2 separate regions of the Homo sapiens genome follow, and region 2 is linked to region 1. Evidence: chromatin contacts called from ENCODE Hi-C or POLR2A ChIA-PET data. All regions are on one chromosome and are shown on one strand. The core of a region is the stretch at or near the end of the contact, and the rest is flanking DNA. Distances in the headings are between cores, read along the strand shown. Region 1 overlaps DTNB (dystrobrevin beta). Region 2 overlaps DTNB (dystrobrevin beta).

What was found. A loop is a pair of places that touch in the nucleus more often than their neighbours do. ChIA-PET counts read pairs that join two places held with the same protein, here RNA polymerase II (POLR2A). Pooled maps may share reads with other maps.
Region 2: a pooled map shows a loop between it and region 1 (3-fold over the local background). The contact joins two enhancer-like sites. A Hi-C loop is called at or near these places in 2 of 50 pooled maps. POLR2A ChIA-PET finds 5 or more read pairs at or near these places in 4 of 52 experiments (H1, Panc1 and WTC11).

The regions. Positions count from the first base shown.
Region 1 is chr2:25,396,098-25,401,442 of GRCh38, reverse strand. All of the region lies in intron 16 of DTNB (dystrobrevin beta), which reads left to right. Among named protein-coding and RNA genes, the nearest start is that of DTNB-AS1, 22 kb to the left of the region's middle. Within about 2 kb of position 1,747, at least 5 of the 41 ENCODE cell types and tissues checked have a DNase peak (open chromatin) inside an H3K27ac peak, as active enhancers do.
Region 2 is chr2:25,663,391-25,668,685 of GRCh38, reverse strand. The region is part of intron 1 of DTNB (dystrobrevin beta); the gene reads left to right. Among named protein-coding and RNA genes, the nearest start is that of DTNB, 7.5 kb to the left of the region's middle. Within about 2 kb of position 3,850, at least 4 of the 41 ENCODE cell types and tissues checked have a DNase peak (open chromatin) inside an H3K27ac peak, as active enhancers do.

The DNA of each region.
Region 1 (5,345 bases), core at 498-2,997:
CCTCTGTGCTCAGATGCAGAGCTGGTGAAGGATCCCCGTGTCCTCAGGGCACCTTCTCTGGCATTTTCTATACCTGTTTTGGCTCCAACAAGAGATTGTTTTTATACATAAGAGATTTTCATAATCCCTGTATTCTCCTTTCTCACATTTCCTTACTGGGAATGAAATTGACTGTCCCCTGGAAAATCACGGTTAGTGTCAGTCATCAGAAGTCTTGACTGATCCATGTTCCTTTTAGTCTCAGAAACATTGTGCTGTGATCCCAATATGCTTAGTTTTCCGCCAGCAGTTTGAGGCAATTAGCAGACCCAGGGACCAGTCCTAGCCTGTCTACTGATTTTGTGTGTGACCTTGTGACCTCTCTTGACCTCAGCCTCCTCAAATGAAAAATGAATGTTGGACTAAAACAAGCTAGTTTGCTGGGGTCATGAACCCTCTGATTTTGTAATTTCTGAACACTTTTCTTGGAACATGATGCAGAGCTTTCTCGGGTTCTCAGGGTCTTTGCTGATTTGAAAATGAAGAGCCAGCAGTCTAGAGAGCTTATCAGATTGTAATGTTTCACTGGCTCTACATTTGCAACAGAATTGTTTCCAACTGTTATACAAGGGACCTCTGTATTGAGAGAACCTGAGTCACAGGGCATTTATTGTGTTTAGTTATTGGTTAGACCCATGATTGGCCTGTGCTGGACTCAAGCCTTTGTTACAGCTTGTACTACAACAAGATTCCACTCCTTATATCAGGAAACCTTAAAACACTGAGTAGCACATTGCAGAGCTTCCCTTGCTTCTCCAGGCGAATTGCCCTCTCCTGGCAGCTGAAACCCAGAGGCACAAGAGTCTTTTGTGCCTATCATTGGACAACATATCCCCATCCTTGGAGCCACCTGACTAGTTGCTCTACCTTTGCAGATTTCTAGGTGTTTCTCAGGTTTCCTGTAATCTCAGGGTGCCAACTGTGATGCCTCCCCCTCCCCAAGTCTCCCACTGTGCCGCGTATTCTAGACTGGTTCGCGTTGAGCGGAGTGTTCAGCAGTCTCCATGGAGAAGGGCCTGCCTCTCTGAACATAAAGCCCATCTGTGCTTTTGAGACGAGGTGCATTTGCACAGTGCGGTGCTCCATCTTGATTTTTAGTGTGTTCTGTCTGGCCTGTGCCTATCAAGTAAACAGAAGGAACAAACTCCAGCCAGATTCAGAGGTGATTGTCAGCATGTCAGGAATGTTGCTGTGCACAGAAGGTTTCTCAGACTGCATGTGCGCCACACACTCCAGTTTGTACTTATTTAGTTAGAAGGACCTTATTTCAGACTCTTTCCTGAGATAGTTCCATCTTATACAGAGTATCCTGCTCCCTACACCTCCTCATCAGCATCATCTGTACAAGGCCTACGTGGCCAGCAGCTGTGGTACGGACTCCACTTGTGAGAAAGGAAAGTTAGAAGCAGAATATGCCATGACGTGACCGAGATGCTGCTGGGACCCCAGAAGAGCATTCCTCACTGACAGAATGGTCAGAACTGAAGCAAAGTGTTGGTTCTTGCCATGTCTGAGACGAGGTTAACTTAGCGAAGATCATAGGTCACAGAATTTTATATCTGAAAAATACAGTTTTTATCCCAGACAAGTGATATCCCACTTGTCTGATTCATTAGCAGCGAGTCACTAGGCCTAGCCCACATTGAAGGGGAGGAGACTCCACCCGGATATGAATGCAGGGGAGGGTCCCTTGGGGCCATCTCAGAGGTCTGGTGACCACATTTGCTTATCTAGTTAAAGTATCTCACATAAAGATTCACTGGTTGGCTGGGCCCAGCACTCCTGTAATCACAGCACTTTGGGAGGCTGAGGTGGGCAGATCACATGAGAACAGGAGTTCAAGACCAGCCTGGCCAACATGGCAAAACTCCATCTCTACTAAAAATACAAAAATTAGCCAGATGTGGTGGTGCATGTCTGTAATCCCAGCTACTCAGGAAGCTGAGGCACGAGAATCACTTGAACCCAGGAGGTGGAGGTTGCAGTGAGCCAAGATCACACCACTGTGCTCTAGCCTGGGAAACAGCAAGATCCTGTCTAAAAAAAAAAAAAAGGTCAGGGGCGATGGCTCACGCCTGTAATCCCAGCACTTTGGGAAGCCAAGCGAGGCAGGTGGATCATGAGGCCAAGAGATTGAGACTATCCTGGCCAACATGGTGAAACCCCATCTCTACTAAAAATACAAAAATTAGCTGGGCATGGTGGTGCACGCCTGTAGTCCCAGCTACTCAGGAGGCTGAGGCAGGAGAATCATTTGAACCCAGGAGGCAGAGGTTGCAGTGAGCCGAGATCGCGCCACTGCACTCCAGCCTGGTGACAGAGAGATTCCGTCTCAAAAAAGAAAAGATTCACTGACGACTGATAGATGTATTACTTCCTGGAGATTACTACCTGCTCCAGCACTTTTCCTGCTCTTTTCCACTTTTCATTACAGAAGAAAAAGGGCCAAAAATGTGATGCACTTCATTGTCATTTAACAAGTATTTATTAAGAATTTACCTGTGCTGAGCACAGGGATTCAGAGGATGGAATTTAAGAAGTGAGATAGTGCTGTGATGGAGACACACAAGATTCCGTGGGAGTATCTCAGAAAGACATTGTCTCATCCTAGAGGAGATAGTAGTGAGACTGATGCCCAGGGGACCAGCAGGAGCCAATCAGACAGCATGGGGGAGAGTAGTGCTCCCAGCAGAGGGAGTGGCAAGAGAGAGCAGAGTCCCATCAACAGAGTCAAGTGTGGATGGGCCCACACTTTTGCTTTTTTGTCAAAACCACCAAGGAACAGAGTTGGTTGACATCCCTTGCGTGATGTATATCTCATCCAAGATCGGCTCCGGTCTCCAGGCTTCCTGAACCCTTAGCCTCAGGCCTGGCGAAAGCCCATGCATATTGGTGAGCTATCACTTGTGCCTCTGACCCACCCAGGATTGCAAACTGGTATTACCCTACACAAACCAGAATTCACGGAGGGCCCTGACAGCTCTGTCCTGGCTTCATTTTCATCCAGTGTGATCCTAACGCCAAGGGCTGGGGCATAAGACCCATGGAGAAATAACACCTGCCCAGGAGTCGTAGCTTTTCTCTTTCAACTGCTCTGAACAAACACAACTTCTAGAATCTGGTTTTTATCTTCCTCAGAAGGCATGCCCTAGGTAATGATCCCAGGAAGAGGGTCTGATTATTTCCAGGCTGATGGTGGGCAGGAGGTTTCACTTCCAGATACTAGAGCTTTAGACACATGTGGCTGGCCACCCTGCCTACCCCTCTTGTCTCATCCCCCATCATCATTTCAATATCAAAGTATTTGCAAAGGTTCAGTGTCATGCTGTTATGAAGCAGCCTGGATGTTCACCTGGGTCCTATGACTCTGATGTGCGGTCCTCAGGCCATGGTGCCTGGCCCAGATCATGCAGAGGGAGATTCCTGAGTCCTCGCCATATGTTTAATGCTGGCTGGGCCATCTGTCTTACAGTGAAGTGTGTTAGCATTTCAGAGGTCATTCTTTTTTTTTTTTTTTTTTTTTTTTGAGACAGTCTTGCTCTGTCACCCAGGCTGGAGGGCAGTGGCAGGATTTTGGCTCACTGCAAGCTCCACCTCCTGGGTTCAAGCGATTCTCCTGCGTCAGCCTTCTGAGTAGCTGGGATTATAGGCATGCGCCACCATGCCCAGCTAATTTTTGTATGTTTAGTAGAGACAGGGTTTCGCCATGTTGGCCAGGCTGGTCTCAAACTCCTCACCTTAGGTGATGCACCTACCTCGGCCTCCCAAAGTGCTGGGATTACAGGCATGAGCCACCGGGCCCGGCCCATTTTTGTTCTTTAAGTGGATTTAATTTCCATCTTGAGTTCCTACGCTGTCTGAACTGGTCACTTAATCTAGGCATTTCCAGGCAAACTCGAAACCAGCCCTCAGAGATTCTTATCCTGCTTCCTGTGCCCTGAGATTTGCCTATTCTGGACATTTTATATAAATGGGATCATACGATATGTGGTCTTCTGTGACTGGCTTCTGTGACTGGCTTCTTGCACGTAGCATACTGTTTTCTTTCTTTTTTTTTTTTTTTTTTGAGACAGAGTCTCTTTCTGTCATCCAGGCTGGAGTGCAGTGGCGCTATCTCAGCTCACTGCAGCCTCTGCCTCCCAGATTCAAGCAATTCTTCTCCCTTGGCCTCCTGAATTGATGGACATTTGAATTGTTTTTACTTTTTGGCTATGTCGAATAACGCTGCTATGAACATTTGGGTTCAGATTTTTGTGTGGACATGTTTTCATGTCTCATGGATATATACCTAGGAATGGAATTGCTGCCAGTCTGTCCAAAGCAGCTGCACTATTTTACTTTTTTTTGGGTGGGGGAGGTGGGGGTGTGGGGGTGGTATTTGGTCTTTATTCCGTAGATGGCTTAAAGAAATTCAGTTATCTAAAATCTCAGGACAAATTTATCCCTTTTATCTTATATTCAATTCAGAAATTGTTGAGATTTTCCTAGAATCACAGTCTGCAAATACATGACAGTGAAGGATTGGAAGGTGGTAATAGGAAAAGTAGCTGGGGAGACAAAACAGTGCCCAGACTGAGGTTTTAATGTTAGGAAAAAAGAACATTAATGATACTGCAGAATGGTCACAAGAGCTATCCCTAGCACCAGTCTTTTTTTTTTTTTTTTTTTTTTTAGTTCCTTTTATTAATTTCAATAGGTTTTGGGGGAACATGGCGGGAGGGGCAGATTTGGTTACATGGATAAGTTCTTTAGTGATTTCTGAGGTTTTGGTGCCCCCGTCACCCAAGCAGTGTACACTGTACCCAATGTGTAGTCTTTTATCCCTCACCCCCCTCCCACCCTTTCCCTCAAGTCCCAAAAGTCCAGTGTATCATTCTTTTTTTTTTTCCTCCTGAGACAGTGTCTTGCTCTGTTGCCTAGGCTGGAGTGCAGTGACACAATCTCAGTTCACTGCACCCTCCGCCTCCTGGGTTCAAGGGATTCTCCTGCCTCAGCCTCCCAAGTAGCTGGTATTACAGACATGAACCACCACATCTGGCTAATTTTTGTATTTTTAGTAGAGATGGAGTTTCACCATGTTGGCCAGGCTGGTCTCGAACTCCTGTCCTCAAGTGATCCGCCCATCTTGGCCTCCCAAAGTGCTGGGATTGCAGACCAGTGTATCATTCTTACACCTTTGCATTCTCATAGCTTAGCTCCCACTTATGGATAAGAACAACGATGTTTGGTTTTCCATTCCTGAGTCACTTCACTTAGAATAATGGTCTCCAGTTCCATCCAGGTTGCTGTGAATGCCATTGTTTTGT
Region 2 (5,295 bases), core at 2,601-5,100, 270 kb before region 1:
AGTATGGAGTTTCCATATACCCACTCTTTCCCATATGGTTTCTCCTATTATTAACATCTTGCATTAGTATGCTACATTTATTATAATTGATAAACTAATATTGATACATTGTTGTTAAAGTTCATGATTTAGAGTTCACTCTTTGTATTGTATAGTTCTATGGGTTTTGACAAGTGCGTAATGTCATGTATCATTTACATGGCATGACTGCATGCTACAACCCTGCAAGGGGCTCACTTGTAAAATACTCAACAGTACAGACAGAATAAATGTCATTACATGGCTATAGTTTTACCTTTTCCAGAGTTGGAAATGTCATAGATTTGGAATCATGTAGTATGGAGCCTACTCAGATTGGCTTCTTTTGCTTAGCAGTATGCATTTAAGTTTCCTCTAAGTCTTTTTTGCGACTTGATAGCTCATTTCTTTTTTTTATTTTTATTTTTTGAGACTGAGTCTCACTCTGTGGCCCAGGCTGGAGTGCAGTGGCGCGATCTCGGCTCACTGCGAGCTCTGCCTCCCGGATTCACACCATTCTCCTGCCTCAGCCTCCCGAGTAGCTGGGACTACAGGCGTCCGCCACCATGCCTGGCTAATTTTTTGTATTTTTAGTAGAGACGGGGTTTCACCATGTTAACCAGGATGGTCTCGATCTCCTGACCTCATGATCCGCCTGCCTTGGCCTCCCAAAGTGCTGGGATTACATGCGTGAGCCACCGCGTCCGGCCAGCTCATTTCTTTTTAGCGCCGAATGATAATATTCCTTTTTATGGAAGCACCACAGTTTGTTTATTCGTTCACCTACTGAAGGACATCTTGGTTGCTTCTAGTTTTTGGCAATTTTTGAATAAAACTGCTATAAACATCCGTGTGCAGGTTTTTGTGTAGACATTAAATTTGTAACTCACTTGGGAAAATACCTAGGAGAGTGATTGCTGGGTCGAATGGTAAGAATATATCAAGCTTTGTAGGAAACTATTAAACTATCTTTCAAAGTGACTGTATCATTTGCATTCCCAATAATTTTTAAAATTTATGTCCAAGTACCCTAAATGTACTTATATAATAAGTATGTCAGACTGTTCTGTAAAGTTAAACTTCACCTGGAATAATATTTAGTCATTGGTTTTGTTGGCTGTCTTTCTTGCAGTGTATCTCTTCATGTGTTTTGAAGTACAGACTTTTTTTTTTGAGATGGAGTCTGGCTCTGTCGCCTAGGGTGGAATACAGTGGCATGATCTCAGCTCACTGCAGCCTCTGCCTCTACCTCCCAGGTTCAAGCGATTCTCCTGCCTCAGCCTCCCGAGTAGCTGGGATTATAGGCACCCGCCACCACGCCTGGCTAATTTTTGTATTTTTAGTAGAGACAGGGTTTCACCATGTTGGCCAGGCTGGTCTCAAACTCCTGACCTCAAGTGATTCGCCTGCCACAGCCTCCCAAAGTGTTGGGATTAAAGACGTGAGCCACCACACCCAGCCAAATTACAGACCCATTTTCAGAGTGAGTGCTTTTGATTTTGTTTTCTTTTCTTTTTTTTTTTTTTAATTTTGTTTTCTTCTGTGCCCACTGTCCTCTGTGTGGTGATATTTCAGGTGCTTCAGCTGACCTACTGGGCCTCAGTCTAGAATCAGATATGATAATTGTGGGTCAAGGGTCCTGCCCTTTGAGTTAATTGGGCTATTTTCGATCCTCTCATAGAGTATGGTCCTGAGGCTGTTTATATCTTCCCACTTATCTAAGCCTAGAGTATTAGATAAACTGTAGTTCTAGGCAGAGATTGGCAGCAGTATTTTTTAGCTTCCTTTCAGCTCCAGCATCATTGCTGGCCTTGAGCAGTGGGTCTGGCCCAGATATCTCCGTTTCTTCATCCTCCTTTGCTTTCTGTCATTACTACCTGCAGGAAGTGCACACCTGGTCTAGACTCCGGATCCAGCAAGCCTAGAGCTTCAGTCCTGCTTGCAACTTTGTGTATCTATTCTGTTTCTCCAAATAGAGGTTTATCTTGTTTTTGAGCCTAATTAAAAAAAATTGTTAAAAAATATTTTATCCATTATTGTGTATTTAGAGCAGAGAGGATGCATCAAAGAATGTACTTACTGGCCACTTTCTAGAAGATTTAATTAGCCAAGCTCCTTTCTCAACTTTATACAAAGACTTTTTTCTTTGTTATGGCATTGCCTAGGCCTTCCAGTACAAGAATAAGTATAATAATGGGCATTTTAATCTTTTTCCTGAGTGGTAATGTTTCCAGTGTTTCACTGTTAGATATGATGTTTACTGTTGGTTTTTGGAAGATGTCTTTTGTCAATTTAAGGAAGTTTTCTTCTGTTCTTGGTAAATATTTTTAATTGGGTGTTGAATTTTATGGAGGCCTTTTTTTGGGGCATTTCTTGAAATTATTTTTTCCCTTCTTTAACATGTCAAGAATAGGACAGATCTCTCTGAGTTGTAGGTAACTGAGAGAAACAGATGTATATGATTTACTTGTTAATTCACTTTTAACAAAAAACCTCACAACCTTTAAAGAAAACACATTTTAAACTTGAATTTTTGTATACTAACATTATATATAAGTTAAAATAGGGCTGAAATGCTGTAGTAATCAGGTTTGGACTAAATATCATCGTAACTTCACTATATTTGAATAGTACCTAATAATATCAATAATAGTAGCTAACATTTATTGGGCTCTTACTGGATGCCATTGTGCTAAATGCTTTACATGATATTGATTTAAGAGTTACCACAGCCCCGTGAGGTTATTTAGCTACTCAGAACTCTTTGTTGTAGTGGAGTGCAGTTACTGAATTTTTTTATTGGAACCTAGAGAACTCTCTCAGATTTGTAAAAAGCAAATCTTTAAGGTTTTATGAACATTTATTTTCCCTGGCCTTTTTTTTTTTTTTTTAAATCTGAAAGAGAAGAGAAAAGAAGTATTAAAGGAAGAATATTTGAGAATTTTTCTGAAATAAGCAAGGAAGTTCTCTTTCAATAAAGTTTGGCTTGTTGTAACTAAGTGTTAATGAGAGTCTTAGTCATCACTAACTTTTTTTTTTTTTGAGACGGAGTCTTGCTCTGTCATCCAGGCTGGAGTGCAGTGGCACGATCTCAGCTCATTGTAACCTCTACCTCCTGGGTTCAAGGGATTCTCTTGCCTCAGCCTCCCAAGTAGCTGGGACTATAGGCGCATGTCACCATATCTGGCTATTTTTTTCTATTTTTATTAGAGACTGGGTTTCATTGTGTTAGCCAGGATGGTCTCCATCTCCTGACCTCGTGATCCACCCGCCTCAGCCTCCCAAGGTGCTGGGATTACAGGCATGAGCCACCGCGCCTGGCCCCTCACTGACTTCTTAATTAAATGGACATCCAAAGAAAAACTGACAGGGAGATGGTGGGAGGTGGTGAACTTACATAAGAAATTTCAATACTTGGATGCTTTGACGTAGCTGAGAGCTGGCAGGGTTAAGAAATTAACAAAAAGATGGAAAGGAAATAAAGGCTATTTAACACAAAGGCATGTACAGAGACATCCTGGAGACACTTCCAAAGCCTTCTCTCCTTTTCCTTTAGTCTTTACTGTGGGAGTTACGTAACTTCTGCGTGTAGACGTAGTCCAGGTGTGAAACACTCTATTTTCTATGAATAGAACAGAGTGTAAGAACTAACAAGGATCCAAACTTTTTGCTGCACTCTCTTCAGATCCTACTTAGCTCCATGATTTAAGGTCTGATCCAGCACCACAGTTTTGGGACCTGTGTTCTTTCCTTATTCCTTGAGGCCTCATGTTGCCCTGGAGGGGGCGATGTGACACAATAGAAAGAAAATGGGCTCTAGCGCTTTAGCATCGTCATGGTCAACTCCGCAGATTCCTAGCTTTGCAACTTCAGGCCAAGTTACCTGACCACTTAGACTTTAGTTTCCTCTCTACTTCTAACACCCCTAATCCTGAAAATCTCCTCAAGCTCAGCACGGTCTTGTCTTCTCACCTACTTTTAAAAAGAGCAATAGTCTCCAAAGTGGGAGGTATGTAAAATGATCCTCTAGGCAGGGTGTTACAAGAAAATATGAGCAATCAAGTTTTACCAGTATTTGACCCATAGGTTGACACTTTACTTCATCTGTGTGTCTGATGATGTCTGTCACGTACGGTAAGCTAGGGAACCCCACCGCCTGGAGGGGCTGATACTGTGATCCTCCTTATTTACCTGCTTATATTGTTTTAGCACATGTTTTAGTTCACCTCTGCTGGGTTTAGTGGTCTTTCAGATCATATTACCTGATTTGAATAAAATGAACTTTGCTAAATAGACAGATGGCTCACAAAGATTCCTGCAAAGAAAATGCAGATTGAAGTTTCAGAGTCAGCAGAAGATTGAAGTAATAATACAAATACACGTGAACAGCCAGAAAGAAACAGAGTGGATACTTCTATTTATATTATGAACTTGTCAGTCAAATGCATAATATAAAAACAATGGTGATCTCATCAGATTGATGAAAAAGCAGTAATAAAAAATAGCTTAGAATTACTAAAAATACTATTTAAAATATGGACTTATATACACTGTTGAGTACATTGTACCTGAAGGTATTTACTAATGATATTATGGGCTAATCTTATAAATTGAGATATTTAAAAACTAAATATTCAGAATATAAAGACAGACTTATTGATGTTTTTCAGTGATTGTCAGTCATAATCCAGTACCTTAAAATTTTATTAAGGTTAATAATACATTTTTAGAAGTTCCTTTTGAGGTTTAGGAATAAAAGACAAAAAGTCATAAACTCTTGTTCTTCTTGTTTGGTAACAGTGGCTGAAATGATATATAGATAAATAATTTGAGTTTGGTGTAAAACTGAAAAGTATCCTGTATTAGCAACTGTTGTTGAGATACTGGTAGAACACGTTGCTGAAGATTTTGAAATGATGGCTATTGTACCAAATTTTAGAGTTCATGGGAGTTCATGTATATTTGGATAAAAGTACAGAGCTTATGGTATTTGGTATACTCTGTTTCAATAATAAAATATATGGAAATATATGGAGAACTGTGCTCCCCACCCCCGCTAAAACACTCAGGATAAGACTTACCAGAGAATTTACTAAAAGTAGATGATCTAAAATGTTATAAAGAAATAGTACATATAAAGCATAAAGAATAATATATTGTTCAACCATTGTGGAAGATGGTGTGGGGATTCCTCGAGGATCTAGAACCAGAAATAACGTTTGACCCAGCAATCCCATTACTGGGTATATACCCAAAGGGTTATAAATCATTCTCCTA